Linked DNA regions of Mus musculus: region 1 is linked to region 2. A link is a contact called in ENCODE Hi-C or POLR2A ChIA-PET data. All regions are on one chromosome and are shown on one strand. Each heading gives the region's core, a stretch centred on a gene start or an enhancer-like site at or near the end of the contact. The rest is flanking DNA. Distances are from core to core; before and after follow the strand shown. Region 1 has its middle 180 kb from the start of A330102I10Rik. Region 2 overlaps Gm40841 (a long non-coding RNA gene).

Region 1 (6,017 bases), core at 620-3,119, 780 kb after region 2:
CCACACTTTCATGAAGTCAACTAAAGGCAGATTGAAATATTTGAAAACAAAGCAAAACAAAACCAACTGAACAACTGCACCTCTGTGGACCAAGTATGGGCTTTTTCTTGCCGTTCCCTAAATAATACAACAGGAGAGCTGCCTGTCCCACATCTGTATTGCATTCTGAGTAACCTATGGATGATTTCAAGTGTGTTCGAGGGTCTGTGCCGTTTATGTACAAATACCACGCCCTTCACAAAGAGGGATCGTGAGCACCTGCAGAGTTTGCTGTCTCGTGGTCTGGGGCGGGAGTTTGGAAACAGTTCTTCAACAACAACCAAGGACTACCTAAAAGGACCCACCGATTTGCCCAATTCCTTATTTGCACAGAGGCTGGGATAGCGGGAGGGACGCTGTGCTCTGAGGCTGGTGTAGAGGAGTAAGAGCTGAAGGATATGGGGTGGGAGTCCCCCTTGTTGGTATTCTGTCTGAACTCCACCCCCACAGTTCCTGGCAACAGCCAGGTATGCTCCTCCCCAGTTACCTAGCAATGATCAGATAGGTCTGGCCCACTATACAAGGGGCTGCTTGCCCCCTCTTTCCTCTCTTGTCCCTCTTGTTCTCTTACTCTCTTACTCCTGCTTCTCACTTGCCCCCTTCTCCCCCCCCTCTCTCCGCATCCCGCCCCCCATCTCCCCGCGGTCATGGCTGGCCTCTACTTCTCTATTCTCTCCCTCTCTCTGCCTTTCTTTCTACCTTTACTACTCTCTTAACTACCCTCGTCATGCCCTGAATAAACTCTAGTTGGTCTCTCAGGGGCAAGGGATGCCTCGGCACGGACCCGCTGAGGGACCTCCTTCCCCAATACCTTCCTCCACACACCTCAGAACCTATGTTAATATTTCTTTATTTTTTTTTATGATCACAATACCTCTTCTCACAGGGGAGTGTGTGTGTGTGTGGGGGGGGGGGGGGAGGAACAGAAGTCTCTCTTCTCAGCTCTCCTTTTCTTCTGACGCTACTGGGGCAGAGCCCAGGGTAGCTGATCTCCTCACAACAGTATTGTAACTGTTGCACAATGGCCAAATATGAGTTTAGAAGTCCCCTGAGACGGGAATCCTGTCACCATAGGTTTTTCTTTCTTTCTCTTGTTTGTTTGGAAATAGGCCTGCCTAGCTTTAACCTTAAAATCTTCCTGCCTCAGCCTCCTGAATGCTGGGATTACAGATTCGAGTTAGTATACTAGATCTATTCTGGACCTATTTGTCTGATATCATGTACTTGTTCATTTTTGCAGCACTGGGAACCAAACCCAAAGCCTTATGCCTCCTGGACAGGCATGCTACTGAGATGTGAGCTAGTTCTTCTGTAGACTGTATGGGATGTGCTGGGGGAGTGGGGGAGAGGCAAGGATGGGGCGCGGGGCCCCATACTAACAACTGTAAATTGCCTGTATACATTGCAGTGAGACGGAGGCTGAGTTAAAGAGAAGGTTTGGGGTTAAAATGGCAGAGTCTGAAGCAGTGTGGAGTATGGCGAGGAGGGTATTCGGTAACCTAGCTAGCTAGACAGATAAGAAAAAAGGAAGGGCTCTGGGCCAGTGACAGCAATCCAGCTGGCTCCTCTGAAAGCCCTTGAGGAATGTATGCAAGGCACCCTTGTCCTGCTTTTAATGCAGCTAATTGTGACAGAAGGCACCATAAGTAAGGATGGCTTCTAACCAGATCTGAGAGGCTGCCTCACAGACAGGGGTCTAAATATGAGCTAACCAAGAAAAGACTGCAGCCACATCTTGGAAACAAAGACAGCCTAATATAACCAACAGCATTCGGGACATCTACAAGGTCAGAGGCAGTGCTGCCGGCCAAGGGCCAAGAGACTGACAACTAGCAGACAGTCAAGGTCAAAGCAGGAAACGGAGACGGACAGAGGGAGATTTGATTACCTCTAACTGTGTGGGCAGCACATGACGTGAACAGTGTGTGAGCAGCTCTCTGGTTGGACCAGAGGGATAGCATAGAGTCAGCCCTCCATTGGGCTGGCTCATAATGGCCCAAAGAATCAGCCAGTCACAGAGATAACTTCCAGTTTCTGCTTCACGCTTCTAAATTCCCCAGACTATGAAGCTCTGAAGTTTTTACCTCTTTTGGAACTCACTCCTCAAGAATTTCTCTCTTTCTTAATTCCTTTTTTAAAAAATCATCACTAAAACACACTATTTGGCCTAACTTAAACATGTCAAAAAATTCTCATAAATGAAACAGCAAAAAAAAAAAAAAAAAAAAGGAAAATTCTGTGTCTTAACTTCTTAAATGTACACACGCTTTATACCTAATGCTGTTTCTACAAAACCAGTATTTCTAGTTTTTTTTTTTTTTAAAGTAAACTGTATTCCTAACTTCCTGTCCCATTTTCTGTATTTCTGCTACCAGAGTCCTTGGAGATCTCCTGAACAATGGCCTGGGGGATCATTCCTAGGGTGACACCTCCTTTCACTCTGCAGAATCCCTTTTCTCTCTCTCTTTTAAAACAACCATGGATGCCTAATCCAGCCTCCTGTCTTTACACACAAGCAAACAGAGAGAGCAAAGCTTTGGCTGGTATCCCCAGAGGCAGACCTGGGCCTGGAATCCGAGCAGAGATTCTTTCTACCATAGTGTGACCTGTAACTATAGTTTCACCTGTCTTCAAACTTGCTGCGTAGCTGAGGAGGACCTTGAACTTTTGATGGCCTCCTCTGCCTCCCGAGTCCTGAGATGATAGGTGTGTACCCCCACACTTAGTCTACGTAGTGTTGGCTTTGATATGTGCAGAAGACTACAGGTGCCCACCGAGGCCAGAGCTACCCTAGAGCTAGAGTTACAGGCCGCCCTGAGCCACCTGAAATAAGGGCTGGGAATTAAACTCAGGTCTTCTGCTAGAGCAAGATGGTAGTTGGAGTGAGAAATGTCCTTCATAGGCTCAATTATTTGAATACTTAGTCCTCCAGAATACTTAACTGTTTGGGACGTTATAGGACCTTTAGAATGTGAAGGTTTGCTGGAGGAAGTATGTCACCAAGTATCAAGCTCTGCAAATGTATAACTTCAGCATCCTTCCTGTCTACTCTCTCAGCTTCTTTCTCCAGTCACTGCCCCACTTCTCCTGCCATTATGGACTCTTATCTCTCTAGAACCATAAGCCAAAATAAAGTCTGCCTTCCATAAGTTGCTTTAGTCAAGGTCTTTGACCATAGTGAACATAGCCTGAAAGCAGTGTGAGTTCTTAATGATGCCGACATCTCTCCAGCCCTGTGACTGAGTTTGTAAAAGCTATTTAGTAGTACGCACTGTTGTCAAGTTTTATCCTGAATATTTATTCTCCTAAAGCCAGCAGGCTATCAGACTCATTAGTGCCTGCAGTGTTTACACCAAAGCCTCTGTGTGTTGGTGGCCAATGAAAACAGCAATTACCATAAAGTTAATAAGGACTATCAATGGCTACTGTGATGACAGGCCATGGTCTGCAAGGGATGAGTGGGGGATGATTTGATTTGTGGTCAATTATTTACCCAGATTGAGACATAAAGCTTTTGTTAAGCGAGGAAAGATTAGATCAGGTTGAGAAGCAACTGGGAGCAGTCTTTCGTCTCGGGGCTCAAACCCAAACTGTACATGTTGACCTGTAGCCACATCCTATGCTCTATGGCTCGACCTTCCTGTAGACTCTAGGCTGCCCACTGCTTTTAGTGGCTACAGGGGAAGACTCTACCCATCACAGTTGCACCACTTCTTCTCTGAGAAGAATTAGAACTGTGGATAGGAGGGAGATTTCAAACCCAAGGTGAAAGCAGGAGAAAACAATGGGGTCTAGTGACTGCAACTTCCTATTCAGGGCACCAACATGAGTTTTAGGTTTAAGCATCGGAAGGATGGGCAGGGCTCAAGAAAGATTGGGTTATTAAATAGTTCTGATTGCAGTGTGATGTTCTTTATCATTATCTTAGCTCCAGTTCTTCAAGATGATGTAATATATTATTAATCTTTTAATCATAGGCATAGCCCAAGGTGTAGGGCCAATCTATTCCCCACAAGATCTAGACTGGGGTAGACATTTCCACCATAGAAGATTATTCTCATTTGGGTAGGGGCAGAGGGTGAACTGGGGGTGAACGGTCCTGCTGAGTCATCATTGCTCAGAGGTAGCTTTAGTCCCTTGTCCAAAAAAAAAATGTGGATGGATGGGTCTGTCTTGTCCTTGAAATTTATGGTGACTCAGGAGGAAAGGGTAAAGATGGTTACTCATGTCTCTGCCTTCATCCTTGACAGGACACAGGACACCTGAGGAAGATGGAGTCAAAGTAAAGGAGACAGACTCTACATAAAGGTGGAAATATCAGGCTTTCATCCTTGTTTTAATTACCTTGGTGTCCCAAGTGAGGAGTCTGTATTCTCCAGCAAGGGTAGCTTCCAAGTGTCTGCTTCCCTGCTGCAGCAGATATGGGAGCAAAGACAATAGGCAAGGGTTTCTGCTTTGTGAATACAAACTCTCACTTCTTTCCTTTCCCAGTCCTTTCACTGTGAGCTGTGAGAGACTGGCTGTACAGACCAGTATGAAAAGAATGCTAGTCGATAAGCCTTGTCTCATTATGTTTTCCTCTACACATAAGAGCTGGCTAGCACCTGGGCTGTCTTGGGCCAAGTATCAATGCCTACAGAGTGTTCTAGGAACTGACTCTTTTTTTTTTTTTTTGTACCCTCTTTTATAACTTGCCTTCAACAGCTCATCAGGGGACTTTCCCCTTCGTGTTCGGCAGTTAGCATTGAGTCTCCTTGGCAGGCCCCCAGTAACTGCAGAATCTCACACCTGCCAGTGCTGGAAAGTTCTGGAAACAGAGACTCTGTGCCAGACATTCCTTTGGAGCAATTCACTTCATCCTGTGCCTCATCCTGGCCATTAGATGAGCCAACAATTTCTTGAACTTGGTGAGACTTTCTGCAGCTCTAGTGTGTAGTGGGGATGTTTGAGAATGGATGTGAATGCTGACCCCAAAGGCTTCTTGCCAGCGCTGTTGCTGGCTCTCTCAGCAGCCTCATGTTAGCACGTCATCTGCAGCATCCTAAAGCACCCCTCCCGTCCTCCCCATTTGTCATTTATGACAACACTGAAAAGTTGAGTGTAAAGGACAAGAAACATGCTCAGGTATTTACATCATGCCAGACTTCACACAAGGCATTTTGCTCTCTTTATACCCCCATGCTCCTTACCTCGTGATCATCGAGGCAAATGAAGGAAAAGTTCCCATCACACAGATGAAAAACTGCAAGGCCAGAGAGCAGAATGTTCCAGAACTGAAATTTAACTCCTTTTCTTGCCAACATATATAATATATTTGAATAATATTTCACATTGACAACAATAAGTGGTCATTGTGTCCACGACCCATTAATTACCTATGCTGTGTGTATGTGGCATGGTGTATGTGTGCATGTGCGCGTGTGCATATGCATGTTCACACGTGTGTATGTGCATATGGAGGCCAGAAATAGATGTCAAGTATTTTTCTTCATCACTCTCCATGCTGTTTGCTGAGGCAGGCTCTCTGACTGCACTCAGAGCTTCTGATTTGGCTAGACTAGCTGGCCAATCTACCCTAGGGATCCCGACTCTGCCTCTCAGACGCTGCGATGAAAAGCAGACCACCAGGCCCACACCAGCTTTTATATGGGTCAACTCGTGGGACTTGAATCTTCATATGTACACTGAGGATGTTTCATCCACTGAGCTGCCCCCACCTTCCTATTATTTATGCTTTGGAAGGCCCCTTTGGGGCAGGTCATGGATACTGCACATTAAAAGCAAAGAAGGGCTCCCTCCTTAGAACTTCTTAAACACAAACACCCTCCACCTTCCCTGGAGTATTTGATATGTTCTATTAAAACTATGTTCTATTATGATTTGTGCTGGAGACATGTGCCAGTAGCTAAGAGAACTGGCAGTTCTTTCAGAGGTCTTGGGTTTGATTCCTAGCATCCACATGAGGTCTCATGACTCCA
Region 2 (6,127 bases), core at 1,358-3,857:
TTCCTTCTCCTTTCCAGGACTTATGCTCCTCAGCTCCTTGTTTACTTGTGAACTCCTAGGACTTTCTTACAAAAATTAATTTCAAATAAATATAACAGAATAATAACTACTTTCAGCACAAACACCACAGATAGCATATAATTAAGATGAGGGGGGAAAAAAACCAAAGTATTCTTGAATACGCATTGCTTTAATTTTTCTCTTGATGGACTTTCAGATTATTTTTAAATGATCTATTAAAAAATCCTCTTCTTGTAAAGAGCTATTAAAACTGCAGACACTTGGGAATGCTGGGGAGGGAAAGTGGGTCATGTTGCAAAATTGATTATGTGAGCTCTCTCTACTCAGTGCCCATGTCAGCAACATGGAAAAGCAGTCTCCAGACTGGATTCTACAGCCACACTTTCTTCTGCAGAGAAAAAAAAATGCAAAGCAAAACAAAACAAAACAAACAAACAAAAGAGTGCTTTTTGTACACTGGGAAACAAAATGGGTGGGGTGGGAGCAGTTCAATTCTATCCCTGAACACAAACACCAAACTGGACTTTTCAAAAGACAAACATAGCCCAGAAAAAAATACTTTTGTAATAAAAAAATGGTGTGTGTGTGTGTGTGTGTGTATACATATATATATATATATATTCTAAATCTGGAATCTTGTCTATCTTACTATCTTATTTTAAACAAGCCAGCAATTGCAAGCTTCAATCTGTTTGGATAGAAAAGAATTTATGTAAATGTTTTGTTCAAGCCCAAAAGGGAAAGGGGTGTATAAAATATACAGTGTATAAAAGATGCATGCCCAACTCCAAAACAGCTTGATACACAGGGGACCAAAAAAACCCATCTGCCCTTCTGCTAGGTACGCCCAGCAGTCCTGAAGCTTAAATATCATGCCATTTGCAACATGGTTTCAATGACCCCAGCAATAAGAGATTAACCAAAATTTCATAACTGCTCTGTTCTCCTGCCCTCCTGGCTCTTGGGGATGAAGGGCAGAAGGAAGAGAAGGAGAAGGTCAAAGAACTAATAGAAACAAACAAACAAAAAGAAGTCTCTATTTTTTGCACTCTTTCTTGGCACTTGAGAAAGAAAAAAAAAAAAACTGAGGCAGATCAATCTGTACAATGCTAAACCAAATCTCTTTAATTCCAGTCAGCTTTTATCATTCAGTCGCTGAGTCTCTGTGTGGAAAAATTCATGCTAATTCCCCCTAGCAACAGCTTCAGCCTATCAGGAGACTTTATGTACCGTGCAGCTGCCTGCCAGAATAACTCTAAGTAGGTCAGGCCTGTATTTCTAAAAATGCTACGGTCTAGTAACCCCACTGTCCCGTCTGTCTGCCCTGCCCCATAATAACCTCAATTGCTTGGTGACACAATGACATACTATCCTGTTAGAGTGCAATCACATCATGCTACATTATTCTGCAGGAGCATGGCTGGGTGAAGGACCCTCCGAGGGGCAGCATTAATCAGACAGCCATTCATGTCCACCAGCGTTTCTCTCTAGAAATGGGGACTGCATTAATGACCAGCTGTTTGAACTAACACAAACAAAATAATGTCTTCCACCCTGTTGGGTGCACAGAATACAGCATTCTGATCTGGCAGGTTCCACCTCTTGACTAAATCGAAGATGTAAATTAACTGGGCTCAGACAACATAGGCTTTGGCAATCTTAAAGTGAGTATATTTAAATTATATTACATGTGATTCAAAAAGCTATTGATTTCATATACACGTCTCTCCTTGCCTACAATTTTCCTTAATCCACGTTTTTAAAAGGAAAAGTGCATACACGGGTAACATAATACATATGTGCATATTGTCCAGGGACTCAACTGCAGGGGCTGAACTAAAATTGACTTCGCTTCGGGCAGAGAAACAAAGCTGGTCAGTAGTAATTGTGCAGCATGAACACAAATACAAATACTAAATGCACGCTGCGAAGGAGCACTGAAAACAAATAAGAGTAAACACGCTGAGCCTGCTAGCCAATCAGCTCCTCCCACCAGCTCCTCCTGGAGGCTCCAGAGAACGCCCCACACCTCCAAATAACAGAGACAGGGGATGGAAGGGAAAGGTGCCCTTCAACATCATATAGTGGTATGTCGCTTCCTCACAGGGTTACCAACAAGATAATTGCAAAAAAAGAGCTTCTTCAGCGTATAAATTAAGAATACCAAAACAACTCAGAACCTGCAGTCAGGTTTTAATTCTATAGTAGGGATTTTAGAATCTAATGGGGACATATGTCCTTGGGTGTACTTTTAACTTTCTCCCATTGGCATACAAAAGCGAATGGGTATATACGGAGACAGGACCCCAGCAGTGCAGTACCGGGCTGTTTGGGACGGTATTTTACAGGGACGGAGCTTGCATGCTCAGTCTGCATGCTTATGGGTCCCCTGTTTGATCTAACAAACACCCTCCTATACGCTGAGCATTTCCTGCCAGAAGTTAGGCAGAATCCAGCCAGTGAGATGTGCACTTCAGCCCTGCTTAATTTTCAAACAGAAAATGCCTTCATGTGTCTGCCCTCATTTGAACTGTGCTTGATAACTTAGTTATGACTGTCTTCTGCACTCTGTGGCACACAGCACACAGTTATTCTTGGAGAGATACAGTCTCTGACGCAACCATGAACCGCTAATTACAAGCTGCTGACATTCTGCTCGTCTCTGCAGCTTTGAAGTTCTGCTTTGTCTCATGGCTGTTCCACTGTGCTCCCACCCCTTACCCTCTCCTTTCTCTCTTTCACTTCATAGCCTTTCTGAATGCTCCTCTAGCACAACCTGGAGAAGGAGAAGGGATTATCAGACTTGCTTGCGTTTCTTTCCTCTCCCCACCACATCCTGACACACTCTCTCTCTCTCTCTCTCTCTCTCTCTCTCTCTCTCTCTCTCCCCACATAGATCTACAGTTTGGAAGTACAGTAATAAGATCCTGTCTCCACCCCACCCTCAGGAATGCACCAACAGCTGGCCAAACATAATCCAGCACACAGAGCCGCTTTGTAGAATTTCTAACAAACAGTGGGAGGACAGGCCAGACAGGCGTCCCAGAGGAGCCCCCATGACAACTGGGAAAGCTGCTTGCTCCCGGCTCAGAGCTCAGTTCACCCAGCTCACCCTTATCTATCTACAAGCTTCTAGTACCAGCCAAGCCCCGACAGAGGCAATGAGAGGCCACCCTCCTCCTTCCTACAGCCTCAAGCAGGCTGCAAGCTTTCTTCACACTGACATCAGCCGTGCCCTGCCTCATGCCACACACCCCTGCAAGCTCGACAGCCACAAACCCCAGTGCCAGGATCAGCAGCAGCACCTGTGGTCACCATCTATAGCTGGGTGCCAGGAGGACCCTCCCTTTTCCTTAAAGAATTTCCTTTATTAAGCATAGCTGATCCTAGCATTTGAAAGCATGTAAATCTAACACTGTATCCATCTCCACTGAATGCTTAGCTTCTGAAGCCTGTGGTATCCAGCTGGCCTCAGAGTCATCTGGGATACATTTATTTTGATTAAATTGATCGCATTTCTATTTAAGGGACAGAATTTTTCTGCCATACTGAATACAGCTGTGTTTACAGGGCTCTGTAGGAGAAGAAAACAAAACCGTACAGTGAGCCTTAGCCCAACGCTGAGCACTTAGAACTTCAAGGAGTTAAAACTGAAGGGGTTTGCTATGCCGTTAAAAAGAAAAGTCTATATGCAGCTGCTCTGGCCGAGCTTTCTGGCTAGCCAGGAAATAGGTCTTGAGCAGGAGCTGAAAACACTGGCTTGTAATCAAACCCAACCCAGCAAAGAGTCTCTCTCTTTCTCTCTCTCTCTCTCTCTCTCTCTCTCTCTCTCATATCTCTCTCTGTGTGTGTATGTGTTACACAGTCTCTTCCATGTCTCTACACGCATGCACATGCACTTAAATCCATGCTGCAAGGCTGCTATTTTTCTCTGGGGACACTGTACAGTCACCCAGCCCATCAGTTTCTTCCTTGACAGTACCAGGGACATCCACACTGCAATTTACAGTTCCTCCATGCACGTGCTGGCAGATCCACTATGCCATCCTTCCTTAGATTAAGACTGCGGAGCTGGCAGCAGACAATCTTACGACAGTCAGCATCTCTTCTTTTCCCCTTCCATTTCTCCAGCTCTGCCCTGCCAAGCAGACACAGCAAGTACCTGCTTCATCCATCTTCAGTTCCACTCTCTGAAAAAATGCCACCACATCCAGACCTGGGTTGTCCCCCTCAGACAATCCCAGCGAGCAGCCGGGGTTAGGTGCGTGAGGCAGGGGCGGTGGCTGCCCTCGCCCTGTATGCATATCATCGGTGGGCACTGATGTATAGTATTCCTAAATTCCCTTTCCAAGTCCTTCGCATGCCTTCGCATCCCACCCCAGTCTTCTGCAACTTCACCCTGTCTTCCAAGACCCCATCGGCTGTGAGAGACCCTGGCCAGAGACTGAAATAGGTCCTTCTTCCGCAGAGTGCAGACAGGAGATTCTGGGATCCTAGTTGTACGATGGGCCATCTCAGGCAGGAATCAGCCGGAACCATGCAGGTGAGCCAGACGAAGCTTGATGTGCCCACAGTGGTGCAGCCCGGGAGCGGTGAAGAAGACAGTCTGGCTTCAGAGTTTCGAGAAAAGAAAAAGAAAAAGAAAAAAATCAAAAAGAAAGAAAGAAAACAGCGCAGCTCGGCGCCTGTGGGGGTGGAAAAAATACAGACACAACCAGAAAAAAAAAAAACAATAGTTAAAATCAAATTTCAAAACAAAAATAGGAAATACAGAGATCAGCATACTTGATGCGACTTTTATTTCTGACGTTTTCTTGGTTTATTGGCCTCCCCACCCCCCTCCAAAAACTCCCCAGTCCCTGAACGCCCGTCTGTCCACGAGTGCCGAGTCTCAAATGCGATTGCTCCACAGTGCCGCAGACCTACATCACATGAGGAAGCACATGACGAGCCGGAGTCGGCTGCTGCTGTGGTCAACTGTTCTGCCGAGGCAGAAGGGGGGTAGGAGGCAGTGCCCCTCTCACGCTGCCAGGAAGAAATTTCCTTAAAAGAACAATGGGAGGGCAGCATCTCAGAAGAAATGCTTGAGCAATATGGACTTTTGCACACTGATGAAGAGGCACTGTGGGTCCTTGAAGACAAGCGGAGGATGCTGTACCGCAGACACAAGCTGGATGGCAGCAATATTATTTCTTGTGTGTACTCGTCAAAGCTGATTCCGTTGAAGTGGATTCCTGAAAAGCACATACCATGTCTTCCGAGCATGATCAGGCTTGGAAAACCAATTCTATTATCTCTCCTTGCAATCTGTATCTGAACCTGCATTGTGAATAATTTATTTTTAGACTAATAAGAGGCTTGCCAAGACGGCACCCTTTCTATGGCAAGCGATGCATGCAGTATTCACCCAAGAGGGAAAACCTTGTCCCTTTGTAGGGAGAAAAGAGGAGACAGGTTTTGTTGTTTTTTAAAAAAAAAAATCATCATAAATCAATTGTGACTTCTTATTTAAAGGTATATACAGCAGTAAGATTCTCCCCCCAAAAGTCATCACTGGAAACAAGGGAAATGTTTGTTTCTTTGAATTAACAGGTCTCTGGTTTGTACATTGGCATCTCACACTGACACCTCACGCTGGCAAATAGGGGTGATGTTTTTCTAACACTGGCCAAAGCCCTTAAGCCACTTAGATATTTTTACTTTGCAACAAAATGACAACCAACAACTGCTTCCCAGAATACCCCTCTGTGGAAGGTGCTGAGTGGCTACTGCTGGTTTAGTACAGACCACACACTGGAGAGTGATGACCTTGGCGTCCACAGGTTCTGTCAAATCCCAAAATAAGCATATAACCTATTTGGGCACTCTCGAAATGTAGAAGTAAACTATTTTAGAAAAAAATACAGATGATCATCCTAGCTGATCAAATTCAGAGAACTTTTCGTGAATAGGTGAAGAGATGACTTCCTATGTCATTTGACTGTGGTTAACAATGCAAGAGCCTGGGTGACACACAGGAGCCTTTCTCTGCATTTGTGTATAAAAGGCTACCTAGACCTGGGTAGTATGTGGAATGCAACGGGCATGTTCTCAAGGTGTAGCAATT

Evidence for each region. Hi-C counts contacts between places; a loop is a spot of excess contacts on that map. ChIA-PET counts read pairs that join two places held with the same protein, here RNA polymerase II (POLR2A).
Region 1: a map of heart shows a loop between it and region 2 (4-fold over the local background). The contact joins two enhancer-like sites. A Hi-C loop is called at or near these places in 1 of 37 maps with a recorded cell type or tissue (heart). POLR2A ChIA-PET finds 5 or more read pairs at or near these places in 1 of 5 experiments (embryonic stem cell).

The regions. Positions count from the first base shown.
Region 1 is chr13:29,197,967-29,203,983 of GRCm38, forward strand. It overlaps a transcript of Cdkal1 not described here. Among named protein-coding and RNA genes, the nearest start is that of A330102I10Rik, 180 kb to the left of the region's middle. Within about 2 kb of position 1,870, at least 1 of the 3 ENCODE cell types and tissues checked has a DNase peak (open chromatin) inside an H3K27ac peak, as active enhancers do; it is heart, where a contact is called at or near this core.
Region 2 is chr13:28,415,082-28,421,208 of GRCm38, forward strand. Gm40841 (a long non-coding RNA gene) reads right to left here. Exons shown (of 3, transcript XR_003950511.1): 1 at 4,004-6,127. Among named protein-coding and RNA genes, the nearest start is that of Gm40841, 3.4 kb to the right of the region's middle. Within about 2 kb of position 2,608, at least 3 of the 3 ENCODE cell types and tissues checked have a DNase peak (open chromatin) inside an H3K27ac peak, as active enhancers do; they include heart, where a contact is called at or near this core.